Linked DNA regions of Mus musculus: region 1 is linked to region 2. A link is a loop called in an ENCODE intact Hi-C map of the cell type or tissue named here. Cell type or tissue: heart. All regions are shown on one strand. Each heading gives the region's core, and the rest is flanking DNA. Links, peaks and the distances in the headings are about the cores only.

Region 1 (8,758 bases), core at 268-8,267, 60 kb before region 2:
CACAGTGGGCAGAACTTCGGGCAGTACACATGGTATTACAGTTTGTTTCCAAGAAGAAATGGCCAGATGTACGATTATTCACTGACTCATGGGCTGTAGCCAATGGATTGGCTGGATGGTCAGGGACTTGGAAAGATCACAATTGGAAAATTGGTGAGAAAGACATCTGGGGAAGAAGTATGTGGATAGATCTCTCCAAATGGGCAAAGGATGTGAAGATATTTGTGTCCCATGTAAATGCTCACCAAAAGGTGACTTCAGCCGAGGAGGAGTTCAATAATCAAGTGGATAAGATGACCCGTTCTGTGGACAGTCAGCCTCTCTCCCCAGCCATCCCTGTCATTGCTCAATGGGCACATGAACAAAGTGGCCATGGTGGTCGAGATGGAGGTTATGCTTGGGCTCAGCAACACGGGCTTCCACTCACCAAGGCTGACCTGGCTACAGCTGCTGCTGATTGCCAGATCTGCCAACAGCAGAAACCAACACTGAGCCCCAGATATGGCACCATTCCTCGAGGTGACCAGCCAGCAACCTGGTGGCAGGTTGACTACATTGGACCACTTCCTTCATGGAAAGGACAGCGTTTTGTTCTTACTGGAGTAGATACTTATTCTGGTTATGGATTTGCCTTTCCTGCACGTAATGCCTCTGCTAAAACCACCATTCATGGATTGACAGAATGCCTTATCTATCGTCATGGTATTCCACACAGTATTGCTTCTGACCAAGGAACTCATTTCACAGCCAGAGAAGTACGACAGTGGGCCCACGATCATGGAATTCACTGGTCTTACCACATTCCCCATCATCCTGAAGCAGCTGGTCTGATAGAAAGATGGAATGGCCTTTTGAAGATGCAGTTACAGCGCCAATTAGGTGGTAACAGCTTGGAAGGCTGGGGCAGAGTTCTTCAGAAGGCAGTATATGCTTTGAATCAGCGCTCGATATATGGTACAGTTTCACCCATAGCCAGGATTCATGGGTCCAGGAATCAAGGGGTGGAAAATGGAATAGTTCCACTTACTATCACTCCTAGTGACCCTTTAGGAAAATTTTTGCTTCCTGTCCCCATAACTCTAGGTTCTGCTGGCTTAGAAGTTTTGGCTCCAGAGAGGGGAGTGCTCCTACCAGGAGCTACAACAAACATTCCATTGAACTGGAAGCTCAGACTTCCCCCTGGTCATTTTGGGCTTCTAATGCCCTTAAACCAACAGGCTAAAAGAGGAATAACAGTGTTAGGAGGGGTGATAGATCCAGATTACCATGGGGAAATTGGATTACCTCTTCACAATGGTGGTAAGCAAGATTATGTCTGGAGTGTAGGAGATCCCTTAGGGCGTCTCTTAGTACTACCATGTCCTGTGATTAAAGTCAATGAGAAACTACAACAGCCAAATCCAAGCAGGATGACCAAGGACGCAGACCCATCAGGAATGAAGGTATGGGTCAATCCTCCAGGAAAAGAGCCAAGACCTGCTGAGGTGCTGGCTGAAGGAGAAGGAAATACAGAATGGGTAGTAGAGGAAGGTAGTTATAAATACCAATTAAGGCCACGTAACCAGTTGCAGAAACGAGGATTATAAAGTAATATGAATGCCCATTGTAAATTTACTAATGCGTTTGCGATTGTACGAGGGATAGTTATATCATGTTAGGCGTATTTACAACCTTGTTATTGTTTCATGTGAACATGAGATGTTATTTGTGTCAAGTTGACAAGGGGTGGATTGTAGTGGCTATTCCTGGTTGTCAACTTGACAATATTTGGAATGAACTACAATCCGGAATTGGAAGGCTCACCAGTGACCCTTATCTGGAGGCTTGGAGATCCTTATCTGGATCTTGGTTTGAAGATCTTGAGCCGTAGTGGCTATGGATTCCAGAAGATTGAATCTCCGAGTTAAGGAACACACCTTTAATCTGGGCTATGCCTTTCATCTGGGATTAAAGGTGTGGTGGAACACACCTTTAATCCGGGCTACACCTTTTGCTGGAGACAATATAAGGACATTGGAAGAAGGGAGTCTAGCTCTTGCTCTTGTTCCTTTGCCTGCTTGCTGCGTGAGACTGAGTAACTGCTAGATCCTTGGACTTCCATTCACAGCTGCGACTGAATCATTGTTGGGAATTGGGCTGCCAACTGTAAGTCATCAATAAATTCCTTTACTATCTAGAGACTGTCCGTAAGTTCTGTGACTCTAGAGAACCCTGACTAATACACCAAGTTTCCTGATTTAAAAGACGCTGAAGCAGTTCAGAAATTCTTCCTTGAAGAGACACAGCTTGGTGAAGGGTTATTAGCACAAGGTGACTACGAGAAGGGTGTGGACCACCTGACAAATGCCATTGCTGCCTCCGCAGCTGCTGCAAGTGTTCCAGCAGACTCTTCCACCACCAGTGTTCCAGATGCTCCTGACCAAGCTTCCGACCGTTAGTCAGAGAACTGTAAGTGCTCAGAGCCTGGCTGACAATGATCTGGAATGAACCAGATAACAACATAATAAAATCTCAGTAAAATAATTTAACAGTTAGCTTGGAAGCTGGTCAGCTCTGGGGAAATCAGGGTAAATTGTGCTGTCATGAACTGTCCCACACTGACATCGGCCAAAGTGAATATGAACTTTGGTAGATCCAATGCCTGTTCTATTTATTTTTCCAGTGAAAAGTATTTTGATAGAGCTTTTCATTTTGTAAATACACTGAGTTAACCAAAATATCATGGATTTCCGTTTGTTCTTAAGACATGCAACTCGTCTACGGCTATACCACTCTGAACGCGCCCGATCTCGGAAGACATGCAACTCAAATGTAAATACAGTAGAATATTACTTAGGTAGAAACTCCTGGTGATTTTAAAAGATTGGAAAAGAATATGAGGAAGAGTTGAATAATGCAAATTCTAGTGTGTGTGCTACCGAAGTGAACACTTAATGCACAGTCTACAGACTAGGACATTTTATCGTGTGTTGTAAAATTGGGTAGAAACTTGTGTTTGTGAAAACTGAGCATTAAAACCTTACAGAGACCGTTTCTTGTTTACTTTTGAAAAAAAAAAGAGTCACGTGAGCCTCATTTTGTATTTGTGTGTGTGTGTGTGTGTGTGTCTCCCCTCCTCCCAGCGTGTGTGTGCTGGGAGGAGGGGAGACCCCAGAACAATGTCCTGCCTCCAAACCTTCTCAATAGGCGGAAGCCACTGGCTTCCTCCCTTTCCTGTCTCCCGTGCTCCAGCAATGCAGATGGAAGGGACCGAAGGGATGGGAGAGAGAGCCCAACCATCCCCAGATCTGTCCTTGTCACAACCTGCCTCCCACCTCTAATGCCCCCCCTTCCAGAGACTTCCAGGCCACACCCATCCCGGGCTTGTGGGGGCTGGACACGGGAGGACTACAGGCGACAACTCTTCCCACCCTCTCTCCCTGCCACCCCTCCTACCCTAACCATCATTTCCTCTTCCTCCCCAGCACCGAGGTGCACTGAGCTGGACAGGCTGAACACTCAGACCCACAGCAACTGACCCCGGGCCCAGCTGGCCTTGGCTGGCCCAGGGCAGCTTCCAGAGTATGGTCTGGTGGGGATCCTCTTTGCTGCTCCCCACTCTTTTCTTGGCCTCTCATGTTGGTAAGTCTTCCCTGGAGTGAGCAGAGCTCCTCCCTGACTCTTGATTTCAAGGCCTTAATTCCAGCCCCCGACCCCCAAGAAACCCTAGCCTAGCCTAGCAATAGACCTCACAATATGGTGGTGAGCATGGGTTGGGGGAAGGGAAATAGAGAGTTATTGTTTAATGAGTGTAGCATTTCAGTTAGGGTGTGGTGGTGGACTTCTTTAATCCCAGCACTTGGAAGGCCAGCCTAGACTACACAGAGGACTCCATGTTAGCCCCATAAAGACTTATGGAGACCTTACGTCAAAAACAAAAACAAGAGCTGTGGAAATGGGTGGTGATGTTCACATGAGGTTATGAATGCATTTATTAACACTGAATTGACTGTTTACAAGTGGTTCTAACGGTAGATTCTAGGGTATGTGTATTTTAACACAACTTAAAAATTGCAGGGACAAGCAGAAACTGACATCATCATCATCATCGTCGTCGTCATAGCGTCATGACGATTTTGATCCACCAAGAATGAGGTCAGGGTGGGGAAAACTCAGGCAGGTGCTAGGAATCACTGCCTGGAGGGGGGAGAGGTGAGTAGGGGCAGAAGTCAGCCATCAACTTGGACCTCACGAGTAACTGTGTTGGGCTTAATCAATAATTCATTGGACAGACAAGCATGGTGGCTTTAACTCCAGTACTCAGGAGGCAAAAGCAGGTAGATCTCTGAGGTTCGAAGCCAGCCTGGTCTACATAGCAAGTCCCAGGACAGCCAGAACTACATAGAGAGACCCAGTCTCAAAATAATAACAATAATAATAATAATAAAATTTATTTAGCACCAATGATGTTCCATTAGTTGAGAATATGGCAACACCTAAACCTATCATATGACAACTAAATGATGCTGGGCTCCCAAAGGTTGATACGTTTGTTGTTTAAATGGAGCTGTGTGTACAGAGGGCATGGAGAAGCTTCTGAATGCTGGTGGCAGGTCCTTTCAGTCTGCTGACCAGAGAACTAGAAGTCAGAGGCTGCCTTTGAGTGGTTCTGTCTGGTGGGAAACACAGGCCAGGAATGAGGGCCAGACAGAAGCAGACATCAAGAGCTTTTGAGAAGCACTGAGAAGAGAGTCAGCTTACTCTGCCACAGGACCAGAAAAGTCATGAAGGGTTTCCCTAAGAGAGGTAGTCAACAGAGTAGCAAGTGCAAGCTTGGGAGGTATGGAAGCCCATAAGAAAAAACTGTAGGCCAGGCAGTGGTAGTGCACGCCTTTAATCCTAGCACTTGGGCAGCAAAGGCAGGCGGATTTCTGAGTTCAAGGCCAGCCTGGTCTACAGAGTGAGTTCCAGGACAGCCAAGGCTACACAGACAGGGCTATACAGAGAAACTCTGTCTCAAGAGAAAAAAAAAAGAAAAAAAAGAAAAAGAAAGAAAAGAAAAGAAAAGAAAAGAAAAGAAAGACGAGAAAAAGAAAAAAAGAAAAGAAAAAGAAAAACCTGCAGAAGTATGTGCCAGCAGACTGGAAGCTAAGGGAAGAGGAGCCTGGGCTTGGACAACCTGGCTCTGCTCCCTTCTAACTGTATGACCTTAGGCAAGTTTTGAGCTTTTGCTCCCTGGTTATAAAACCATCATCCTGGAAGAGGATAACACTCACCTCCCAGGACAGTGTGGTCCTGAAAGGACGAGAGCATCACTAAAGGGCCCCGGCACATAATTGACATCCAATAAACATTAATTATTATGACAGCAGGAACACAAGATGACTCTGAAGTTAGTGTCTCAGGTAATGGGTGTTATCCTTTGACTCAGAAAGCTTGGGAGAGGTGAGGGTGTAGCTTAGGAAACACAGATGCAAATGCATTGGGAGCTGAAAGGCCACACCAGAGCTACTGACTCAGGGGTGACAGTTAATGCCGAGGGAGTGGATGAATGTGCTCCGTAGTTATTACAGCAAAGGATGTCAACTTCACTGGAAGCCATGAGGATGCCAGGGAGAAAGGGCATTTGGTGCCCGCGAGGTGGCCAAGAGATGCCAGCTTCTTTGGCTTACGATAGACCGTCAAAAATATGCTAAGTGGCATTTAAATGAATTGATGACCTGACAGCTAACAGGCAGGGAAGGGCCAGGGAAGGAGGGGCCTTGGAAGGTCTGGGGTCACAGGTCTGAAGCAGGCTGATCACATTCTTCTCCTCGGTCTTGCCCACTTCAGGGTACAGATTTTACGCTCCAGTTGCACTAGCCCGGGGCAGCTCCCCTCCCCACACTACAACATTTCTCATACTTGAGCGTAGGGTGGCCTCTCCCTACGCCTGACCTTTCGTTCCTCCTCACCCAAGCACCTTCTAATGAAGTTTGTTATCTGCATCTTTTCCTGTCCCCTTTCCTTCCCCCGCCCCCCTGCTGGTTAGATGTTCCTCCCTCTGAGCCAACACCTCCATCTGGGAGGGATGCCTGTGTCTGGTCCTCCAGCTTCCCAAGGTAGGGCCCAGACCCACCTGTGTCTGTGTCTCTCTGGCCCTAACCGATCTTCAATCCCAGCCAGTCAAATAGTCCTCAATTAGTTAAGCAAGAAAGAGGGTGTGCGTCCTCATGACACTCCAGTCTCAGCGACTCTTCTAACCTGCACCTCCATGATGGGGCAGGGACAGGTGGCTCAGGGATAGCCTTGGTGGGAATGGTTCACACAGGAGTCAGGGCAATGACCTGACACGGACAGAGTAAGGGAAGGAGACAGAAGCGTAGCTCATTCCCTGTCTGGACCAGAGAAGGATGTGTGCTTTTGTTTATGTTTTAGGACGAAGAGGCTTGCAGGTAAAGAGCGAGCACATGTGTAAGGGAAGGGAATGGGCGGAAATCTTTGAAAAAGTGAAGTCTTCTAAGGACACAGTGAAATATTAACACAAGTTACTGTTGGAGTCCCGGGCTCCTGGGGCTGCTGAGCTGGCAGGATCCACCATGGAGTCACTGTTGTTTGGTCCTAGGTGCGTCTGTTGACTTAACATTGCTGGCCAACCTGCGCATCACAGACCCCCAGCGTTTCTTCCTGACCTGCGTGTCTGGTGAGGCCGGAGCAGGGAGGAGCTCGGACCCGCCCCTGCTGCTGGAGAAGGATGATCGCATCGTGCGCACCTTCCCGCCTGGGCAGCCCCTGTACCTGGCACGCAACGGTTCTCACCAGGTCACGCTGAGGGGCTTCTCCAAGCCCTCGGATTTGGTAGGCGTCTTCTCCTGTGTGGGTGGTGCTGGCGCGCGGCGCACTCGAGTTCTCTATGTGCACAACAGCCCAGGGGGTGAGTCTGGCCTACCAGGAGATCGACCACCAGAGGGAGGGCTGTGTTGTAGATCGCTGAACTTACCTCTCATCCACAGCACACCTGTTTCCAGACAAGGTCACACACACGGTGAACAAAGGTGACACTGCTGTGCTTTCTGCCCATGTGCACAAGGAAAAGCAGACTGACGTGATCTGGAAGAACAACGGTGAGGGGCAGTTGGTGGGACAGGGAGACCCATGATGCTGACACCTTAGGTCTTCCATCCATGGCCCACCATATACTTAGTCCACCCTGACCCACCTGCCATCCTTGTGACCAACCTCTAGGGGCTTCCCTCTCATCTGTAGCTCTGAGCCACCCTCCTACTGTACTAAAAGGACCAGGAGCCTGCGGCCAGCTACCTCTATGTGCTATGTTAAGCCCTCATCTTTGACCCTCCCCTAGGAGTTAGCAGGTGCTGTCACATGACTTGCCTAAGAAAAGCAGCAGTCCCCATAGGAAAGAAGAGAGATGGTAACGTGTGCCCAGCACAGGCCAAGGGAAGTCTAACCTCTCTCAAAGACTTGCTTAACTCAGATCCTTGATGTCCAAGGCAGACATATGCTGAAGTCCACAGAGATCTGTGGGTCTCAGCTCTGTGCCTGCCCACTACCCTGTCCTTATCCACTCTGTGGAAGGACTCCTTTTTTTCTTGAGTAGCCCCCAAAATGTCTGCTTCACCCCCACAATCTGCTGGCCGCCTCTTGGATACTTGGCTCCTAAGGGAGGAGATCTTTTTCCTTAGGCAGAGGGAGCTGTAGAAAAGGGAAGGGAGGCCTGAGTCTCTGCAGTTTGTCTGGAGCTCTTATCAAAGACAGGAAGGAACAGGGTTGTATGCCTGACTAACAGTATGGACCCCAGATGAAGAGACTGGGAAAGAGCCCTGAAAGGCAAAGGAGCCAGACAGAGGAAGAAACAACTCGCCAGGAGACAGGCAGGGTTGACAAGAACAAAAGCAGGAGGGTCCGACATACCAGATGTTTCTAGAGGGCAAACAAGCTTTTAGGAATTCGAGAATGTAGGGGTCAGGCAGGGTGTGGTGGGGTACGGGGCTGGAGGATTGAGCAGGGACCAAACTGGTGAAAACAACTGCCAGGGGATTGGTTGTCATTCGGGTGCAATGGAGAGCCTCGAGAGCCTGCAAGAGTACTGGGGTACAGAAGAGTCTATTGTAAAAGCAGCCCCCTGAAGCCAGGCAGTGGTGGTAAATGCCTTTAATCCCAGCACTTGGGAGGCAGAGGCAGGTGGATTTCTGAGTTCGAGGCCAGCCTGATCTACAGAGTGAGTTCCAGGACAGCCAGGGCTACACAGAGAAACCCTGTCTCAACAACAAAAAGCAACCCCCTGTCTGCCCAGAAATAAAAGGCAGAAGAAAAGGGTTGGACTAGGAGCCGATGGGGGAGGAGAAGGTCTTGGTGGCTCAGAGAGCAGGAAGAGGATGTTCTCCTGCTTCCTGGCTTGGATCTGGTGGTGGTCCCAGGTCTGATCACTGTGGGCGGGCCACATTGGTGTGACCACGGCAAAGGGAGGTAACATCAGCCCTTCGTGTGATTGTGAGGGACCCTGATCGTGTTCCCCAGGATCCTACTTCAATACCCTAGACTGGCAAGAGGCCGATGACGGGCGTTTTCAACTGCAGCTCCAAAATGTACAGCCACCATCAAGTGGCATCTACAGTGCCACCTACCTAGAGGCCAGCCCCCTGGGCAGTGCCTTCTTTCGGCTCATCGTGCGAGGTAAGGGGCAGAAGGCAGGGGTGATGTGGGAAGCTGGGACCTGTTTATGTACTTCCTTTGGGTCTCAGGATCCACCAGGGCTCCAGGAGCTGTGGGCAGGTGGGTG
Region 2 (8,728 bases), core at 1-8,000:
GTAGCTAAAAGTAGCCTCATCCACCAAGGCATCCGTTGAACAAACGCATTTCCTTTCTTGTTTTTATTTTATTTTTTCTAATAAAGTTCGTATCTTCCTTATGTCCCAGCATCCTTCCTACATGCTTCCCCTACTCTGACTAGAGCTAGACTTGGCAACCCCCCTTTTTATATTATTTTTGTAGTTTAGGGGACCAAACCCAGAGCCCTGCCTACTGAGCATCATTTTTCTTTTGAGACAGGGTTCAGGCTCTTTTGAGCTTCCTGCTTTGTACCCTCCCCAGGAGCTGGAATTACCGCATGCACTACCACCCATCCCTTTTGTTTGTAAACAAGCCAGAGCTAAAGCTGTGTCCCGCACCTCATTTACACACACACACAATCTCAGTGGTTTCCCGTCACTTTAATTAAGACACAAGTGAGCGCACAGCCTGACTTCCAGGCCTGCTGCCTGCCCATTCTGACCTTTGGCCCGAAGCTCATGCTTCCATGTGGAGTGAGAAGGGAGCCTGAGTCCACAGTGACAGATTATTGCTGACCTCTTCAGTGTGAGGAGAAAGGCCACAAGACCCGGGTGCGTGCCGGCCAGCCCTGAGTGTTCCTCTCCCAAGTTTAAGGCAGGGAGGGGGAAGTAAGTGTCCAGCCCTTTCAGCCTCCAGTTCTGGTGGCAGACAGCAGTGAGGCCACATCCCTGGAGCTGGCTGGGAGAAGGGATGGGAACAGTGGCCCCTGTGGACCAGCTGTGGGGAGGGGAGAGCCAGTCCGCCTGCTCAGTCCTGACCACAGAGCCCTGGTCACGGGTGTAGGTAGAGAGGACACTTGTGGATGCTGCCCAAGGTGCAGTCCTGAGGCACTTAGGTGGGCAATGTCTAGGCCATGCTTCTCAGTTGGCCTTGACCTTGGTGGTAGCTGGAGCTCCATTTTGCTGAACTGCACGGGGCAGCCGCTTCCCCTTGGTGTAAGAGTGATACCAGAAATTGGAGAACAGTATGAAGAAGATGGTGCCATACATCCAGATGAGGTGGATGATGATGGGGTACTGGTAGTTGCAGCTGGGCATGAAGTAGTATTGGCTGATGTGCAGTGAGACCAGGACAAACTGGATCTGGGATAGAAAAAGACAAGGGTCAGAAATAGGTTGGGGCGCAGAGGGGGGGAATAGAAATAGCTTAGGGTGGGGAGGGCAAGGATCAGAGGTGAAACTGGGTAGAAAGAAGGAGCTAAGTTAGAAACACTGGGGGTTGGCTTTGGGCCCAACAGGCTCCTCACCAGCTGAATGGCAGTCATATGTTTCTTCCACCAAAGGTAGGGCTGGGCCACAGGGCCAAGGGCAGACAATCCATAGTAGAGGTACATGACGACATGTACAGAGGAGTTTATCATGGCATGGAAGGAGCCCATTCCTCCTACGATGGCAAACAAGATGGTCAGGAGATGAGCCTCTCTTCCCCGTGGCCACCCTCTTCTCCAGCGGCCTTCACTGCTCACCTGGAGCAATTTTTATCCCCCACCACCAACTCCAGGGAAGCACCGAGTGGTGGAAGACATGGAGGAAGGTCACTTGCCCGTCCTTCTTCCGGAGGATAAATATCACCTGGGGGAAGAATGGGGAGGTTGCATGCCTGTCCCCCCCCCCGTCCATCCTTCCCACTCCCAAGTTGTAGTAGCTGTAACACTCACTGTGTCCATCAGCTCAATGACCTTGGAAAGCATGAAGAGCCAGGCCACTCGAACCATCTGTGAGAAGTCAGATCAATCTTAATAGTTACACAGTATCCAAAGAGCCTCTGCTACCTGGCCAACTCTGCTCTCCCTTATCTAGGTTGCTTATAATTATGGTTACCTAAGGCTCTACTTACCCGAAGTGCTTCAGGGCTATTGGAAAAGTCTATGGGGTCACAGCGCCAGGTGTAGGTACTCAGCCAACCAGACATCAGAAACTAAGAAAAGAGTGGATTAAACCATCCGTTCTCTCCCAGCAACCCCTCCCCTTCACTAACTGAACCTCGGCAACAGATAGTGCCATGCTCTGGCCCATGCCCTGTACCCTAACTCTTAACCTTCAACAGAAACTACAGCCTAGGCATTCCAGCCTACCTCATAGACAATGTAGAGGGAGAGTATCACCAGTGAGAAATTGTAGACAATCATGAAGCCTCGAAGTTGGAAGGGCTTCCGATTAGCCATGATTCGAGGCCCAAGCGATAGGATGAAGTACACATAGGTCAGAAGGATGGATGTTATTAGCAAGGGGGACCCCATCAGAGGGTAGCTTTGGATCCGGGGATCTGTGAATAGGATGTCAAAGGAGTGAGGGTCACAGGGTTTAAGAGCCTTCCTTGGTCTAGACATGAGTCAGGTCACAAGGAGTTCCTAAGGACATAACCCTAGATCCTGGGATACCAGGGAAGAAGGGAAGGAAGGCAGTGCCATAGACAGCAGCTTACCCGCATGCTTCATCAGCTCGTGGTACAAGTTCACAACAGCCTCCATCCTGGCTAAGGACTCTAAGGAGGGATGGAGAGGAGGTATTAGGCAGGGACCACTGCATGGCCCCCCATCACACATGTGGTCCACAGGACAAGATACAGAATCAGACAGCTGCTGCCTCACTGACAAAAGGATAGGTCTCTGAACTAAAGTATTTTCCTAGCATACACAAGGCCCCAGGTCGAATCCTGGCCATGGTGAGGCCATGGTGAGCAGGCGTGTACTGGGAGAAGAGACAGTCTGGAACATCGGCTGCCGAAGCATCCGGCCTGCCTGGATGGAGCTGTCCCACCTTTCCCCTCCACTCTCTTCGAGTGTTTCCCTTCCCTGCCTTCCTCCTTCCCTCTGAGACCTGCCTTCCAGGTCTCCTGGAGCCTTTCTCCTCACAACACAGTTCATCTTCCCAGTGAACTTCCTCAACCTTTTTGGCAAGCAGTCTCATCTCTCAGCTTTGAGAGACACTCTTCTCTCCAGAGAATCTCCCCTTCAGCCACTCCTCTCATACCCCCTTCTCCCAGGTAAAGTCCCTCTGGCCCTTTTCCAAGACTCTCCTCTCGCCTCTGTCCCCTGCAGGGACTCCCACCTGCTTCTGTCCTTTCTAGTACCTGAACAAACCTAGGGTTCCACTTCTGTGGTGAACACCAGTGCCCCCGGGCTTCCCCTTTGCCTCCCAGGCTCTCACCTCCAGCCTCCTGCCTTCTTCCAGTGCTTCACCTCCAGCCTCTCTCCTCCCTTCTTCTCAGGGGCAAGTTCTGCCTCTCTCTCTCTTCCACTCCAGGAGCCTGGCTCTTTGAGACTCCTGCCCTGGCGGCTCCACCTGTCTGACTAGATCTTGTAGCAGCCCCGCCCTCCTCCCGCCCCCGCTACGTTGGGCATGGGGTGGAGGGTGGGTCCAGGCCACAGGTCAATGCCTAGAGGAGCAGGACCCACCAGAATTGAGAAAGCCAAGTGAGCCCCAGCCTCACCACCTCTGACCAGCCAGATAAGTTTGTAGGTTCTCCAGAAACTTCTGGCCAGGACGTCTGGCCAAAGCCAGAACTGCTAAAAAATCCACACCCAGCATTCTCTCCCAAACCAGCCATGAATTCTTAGTTTGTCCTACTTTAGAATGGGCATCACCCTTCCCTACCAGGGAGGGGTGAGGACACCAGTGGTATGTGAGGAGGTGGGAGAGTGGGGGAGGTCTCAGGAATCTTTCCCTCTTCTGGGAGGGAGCCTCATGGGCTAGGTCCCCTCCTCCTCAAAGTTGGAAGGAATGCCAAGGGAAAGTTTATAGGGATACAAAAATTTAGCCTAGACCCAGGAGAGCCTAGGACTTTGTCCCAGAGGACTCCGGCAATTGCCCAACAAGCGGAGTGCTCCAGCTGCTCTCCATCAATCTCCAGCCTTGGGGCTTGAGTTCTACCATCCACATCCACGCTCTCACACAGTAATATGTACCTTCATCACACCGCTCTCAACCACCCCCAGAGACATGCATACCGCGCCAGGAGCTAGCCAGCATACATCCACACACAGTCCAGGCATATCTTGTTGACCACATCACCCAAACAGGCCTCCCTACTGGACTCGGACATGCCAGGCTCCTAAACTTCACACCTGTCAGGGATTGCATTAACCGCGGGACATACAGCTGACCAGGCATGGGTACATCTTCACCCACACCTCCCTTCTGCACACACAGCTCTCTGGTGAGTGACACTCATTTCTTCCTACAGTTAGACTTTGGTTGGTGGCTTATGTTGGAGTGGGGCCTAGCACTTAGGCATGTGCTCTGACACACGTGAGCTTGCCAGTTCCTTATCTCCTCCCTCAACCACCTCCTCCAATTCACTCGCCCTTCACCACCACTTAACACCGGGAGATACACAGTGACCCAGAGGGCAAGAGGGAGTCCAGACTTCTGAGGATCTCTCCCTAAGTTTGAGGGAAACCCGGGTGCGCACCACCCCCCTCCCGCAGTGAAACAGAGCCAGTTCCCTTAAGATGGATGGAAAAGAAAAAGGGCACCGGCATGGGGCAGGAAGGGAAAAGAGAGGAGTGGGCAAAGGGTGGAAGGCCAGGAGGTGCTGAAAAAGAACTAGGTGTGAGCAAATGGGGGTCAGGGGCCAAGGTGCCGGGGAGGGATCCTGTGGGCAGGCCCAGCCCCAGTGCCTGGGACCTCCCACCCACTCGCCCCAGGAACAGCCTCGCCCACAGCCTGGGCAGGGCAGGGCAAGGCAGGCAGGGCAGGGCTAGCCTGGCCAGCCAGGCAGGGGGCGCTGGCACGTGGGGAGCCATGGAAGGTACACACTCACCAGTGGAAACCAGGCGGGCAGCAGTGAAGGGTTCAAAGGGATCAGGGCCGGAGAGAAGTCCCCAGGGCCGCCTGCCGGCCACTTCCTCATCTGCTGGGCCGACTTTCTGTCACCAGAGGGGGAGGGGGCGGGCCGGGCGGGGGGCGCCTGCTGATTGGGCGGCTGGCCGAGGCAGGAGGGGCCGTCCAGCGCCTGCCTGGCCGCCAGGGCGGGAGCAGGGGCGGGTCGCCAGATCCCGGGGCAGGAAGCACACCCAGCCCCAGCTCTCCACCCCTTCCTTCGCATCTCTCAGCCTGTCCCGCCGATGACTATGGCTTGGCCCGCACCCAGCTTCTTCTTGAGGTTCAGCCTGCATGGCCCCATTCGTGGTCCTCTGTCCAGTCCAGCATGAGGACCCACTCATCTCCTGTCTGCTTTGTGACAGTCGCGGCTTATGATTACGGGAAATTTCCAGGGTTCAACCGTTCCCTCAAGGCTTTTCCTGGAAGAGGAGGGCCAGCTGTGCCTACTAAGGGCTGATTGGGGTGGCGGGAGGCTTTAGCGGGAGGCAGCAGTCGGCCACCACCATGCTTCTCAGAGCCTATAAACTTGGATGAGTCCTAGCTTTAGGAGGCACAGAGAGGATTTCCTGGAACGGAGATGGGAGAATACAAGTGGCCCCAGGCAAGAACTGTGAATCACTGTCTAAACTGGCCTTCAAGGTAGTGAAAGGGGGTGGGGGTGGGGGTAGCAAGTGAAATTGGCTGTGGTTCAATGTAGTAGATCTTGGAGGCCAAATGAGGCTGCCTGACTTATTCTAGAAGCAGAAGAAAACAAGAATTTTGAGGCAGCTCATCTCATCTGTCAGACATTTACTGGCCATCTACAGTGAGCGAAACCACATTAAGCTCTGCTCCCCACACTAACATAACTTATAACCCAGGTACAAGGTACTAGAGAGACCAGGTGAGAGGAAAACAGCTGGTCTGAAGAGGTAACAGATGGGGTTGGGAAAGCCAGACAACGTTGCAGGGGTAGGGGTGGGGGAGGAGTTAGATGTCAATTCAGTACCACCACCCACCCACCCCAGCACCAGATAGTCCAACTATTGCATGGCATGAAATCTGTCTTTCCTATAAAGACTCAATTACAGCTTGGACAACTGGATGATGTAAGTAGGCAGAGAGTTGAGGAATTTAGAAGAGGCAGTGGCTAGGAAGGATAATAGGTTCATAATTGGTGGATTTGGTTACCTAGGCATTGATAAGAGATGAAGGCCAGAGTATAGTTTTCAGCATTCTTTAGATTACCTGTTTACCTGTTAGCACCTACTCTTGACCAAAAAAAAAAAAAAAAAAAAAAAAAAAACAACCAGCAGAGAATTTACTTCCAAACCCAGCTTCTGTATCATTGTATACTAGACCCCCATGTCCCTGAAATGTCATTCTCAAGCCATAGCCTGAACTCCAGCCATCAAATGTCAGCAGCTTTCTCTCCAGTGAACATCTGTGGTGGATCCAAAAGCTCCCAGTGGAGCGTTCGGGATGGTGTTTTGCATGTGTGATTAAGACTTGTTAGATGAATGTGCACAAATTTACATACAAACATATCCATCTATGGGGCTGCCTCTGACTCTCAAGCCTTCATCATCGTGAGATGCAGTCAGATCTCCACTCTGTAAACCACTCCTGCTTCTGACTAATGTATTTTCTGCACCTTTCCCAACTCCACGATCCTTTCAGCAGGAAAAGTTCATATTTTAGTCATATCTCTTAACTCCAATTGGACCTATTATCTGTCATGCAGTTAACCGTACATGTTTTCTGACTTGCTGTTAAAAATACATAGGACAATGGAAGGAAAGGAGAAACTAAGACCCGGAGAGAACAGTACATCTTTATATTTCTCTTGAGAGTAGTGTTTATTGAGTTAACCAATACTTACCAAGGTCCTGATGGCTTTCATGTGTATTCAAACAGCTCTAAGGCCACACCTGACTCTGAAGTTCTGAGCTTAAATGTCCCAGTTAATGTGTGTGTGATCGTGCATATATTTTAGGAGGTATGGAACCTTCTAAAAATGAGAACAAATGGTCCCTAGCTTATAGGCTTACTGTGAAGGTTAAGGCAATAGCCCGTGTAAAGTGCTTAGCAGTCTCTGTCTCAATATTAACAGTCAGGGTAAGAATCAGGCCATTACACAGAGGACATGTTTGTATATGATTTAATGAGTAGTCCTTTAACAAACCTTTCCTAAACAACGAGCAAATCCATAAACAGCTCTGAAAGTCCTACCGAGAGATTTGGGCCTACATCTCCCTTGTGAAAGCACACTGGCAAGATGACGACACCGTCCTAAAGTCAAACAAACAGGAAGCTTCAAGTGTGTGCATATTCATCTGGGCCACACTGAGAGATGACTGTGGCAAGGCTTCAATAAATGTTGGCTGACTATATGAGTGAACAAACTCAAAGACTCTATTCTTAACTTGGTCCTGACAGAAAGCATCTTCCAATACCCGATATAGCCCAAGTCTGCCAAATGGCATCTCCACAGCTATGGAGTCTTCAAAGCACCCAGCCCAGGAGAGCAGACATACACATAAATGAACACACAGTCACATGTAGGTGAAGTTCCCTATGAAAGCTCTGGGGAATGGGGAACCTAATCAGCTCTGGGGAGTGTGTGTGTGTGTGTGTGTGTGTGTGTGTGTGTGTGTGTGTGTGTGTGTGTGTGTGTGTGTGGTTGTTCTTAAAGGCTTCTCTGAAATGATACCTGACACTCAGAAACACTTTCTAGCAGTTAGGGAGAGGCTTTTGAGACACACAGAGGCAATGTAATGGCCTAGAAGCAAAAGATGTGGTAGGTGATGGAAACTCTTAAGTAGAGTTCTCTCCAACTCAGAGCCACCCCAGCCTCCCCCAACCCTCCCCACTGTATGCTCGTGTGTGTGTGTGTGTGTGTGTGTGTGTGTGTGTGTGTGTGTGTGTGTGTGTGTGTGTGTATATGTGTGTGCGCGTTTTGAGACAAGATCTCACTATGCAGCCCAAGCTGCTTTCAAATTCCAGATCCTCCTGCCTCTGTCCCCTCAGTGCTAGGATTACAGGCATGTGTGACCATCCCCAGCCTCTGTTTATAACTGCTGGCCCTGAATGCACACAGGAATCATGGGGGGGGGGGGAAGCTTTTAGACTCAGTGCCTGGCTCTCACTTCTAAATTGATACTAATGGTTGGTTGCTTTTAACAGGAAAGGGTGGGATCTTGTTTATAGGCTGTATGGAAAGACAATGGGACCCATCAGAAACACACACACACACACACACACACACACACACACACACACACACACACACACACATACACACACACACACAGACTGGCTTTGGCTAAGGAAAACACGTCACAGGCTGAAATGTGTAGAAATGCAGTCTGTCGATAGGTTGGGATGACACTTACAGAGTTTGATAAAGATTATTTCTCTTCAGCAGCAGGCGAGGCACTCCCTGAGCCTGAGTCGCAGCAAGATAAGAGGTTTTAGGAACTGATAAAAGTCTGGTAAACTGATGGCAGGCATCAGGCATGCTTCCTGGGCACAGAAGATGGCTCCACCTCTTGGGAACTGAGCAGGGTGGTGGTATTCATCAGAAATTTGGGTTTAGGGTTTTTGTTTTATTTTGTTTCTTTTATAAAGGAGGCGGGAATGTGTGTGTGTGAGTGTATGTGGAAGTTAGCAGCACCTATCTTTCCTATTGGTGCTAGGAATCAACCCCAAGTACTTTACCAACTGAGACATCTTCCTAGTGCTGCCCCCCCCTCCACCCACTTTGAAGGTAGGATCTCACTTTATAGCTCAGGCTAGCCTTGGATTCTCTATTTTCCTGCCTCAGCATCCTGAGTGCTAAAACTACAGGTATATACAAGCACTCCTGTATCCCAGTGATGCTTAGGTTAGGAGGGTGGAC

The links. A loop is a pair of places that touch in the nucleus more often than their neighbours do. Peaks named below come from ENCODE experiments on the same cell type or tissue, not always from the same donor. Only the 100,000 strongest peaks of a DNase experiment are listed, where the experiment ranks them.
Region 1: a loop joins it to region 2, with 2.2 times the contacts of the local background. A loop is called at or near these places in 3 of 42 quality-filtered maps.

The regions. Positions count from the first base shown.
Region 1 is chr4:118,484,511-118,493,268 of GRCm38, reverse strand. Tie1 (tyrosine kinase with immunoglobulin-like and EGF-like domains 1) reads left to right here and starts at 3,420. Exons shown (of 23, transcript NM_011587.2): 1 at 3,420-3,621; 2 at 6,584-6,892; 3 at 6,972-7,082; 4 at 8,497-8,652. The coding sequence starts at 3,564. It also overlaps the pseudogene Gm12859. In heart, for the core only: no CTCF peak of the experiment used is centred there; a DNase peak (open chromatin) is centred at 3,318; H3K4me3 peaks cover 2,559 bases; H3K27ac peaks cover 2,357 bases.
Region 2 is chr4:118,424,274-118,433,001 of GRCm38, reverse strand. Elovl1 (elongation of very long chain fatty acids (FEN1/Elo2, SUR4/Elo3, yeast)-like 1) reads right to left here and starts at 4,909. Exons shown (of 8, transcript NM_019422.3): 1 at 4,787-4,909; 2 at 2,447-2,506; 3 at 2,097-2,287; 4 at 1,859-1,939; 5 at 1,680-1,736; 6 at 1,488-1,593; 7 at 1,269-1,405; 8 at 49-1,104. The coding sequence starts at 2,492. The coding sequence ends at 883. It overlaps Cdc20 (cell division cycle 20), which reads left to right. Exons shown (of 10, transcript NM_023223.2): 10 at 1-101. The coding sequence ends at 39. In heart, for the core only: a CTCF peak has its summit at 4,823; DNase peaks (open chromatin) are centred at 3,351, 4,101 and 4,961; H3K4me3 peaks cover 3,073 bases; H3K27ac peaks cover 2,768 bases.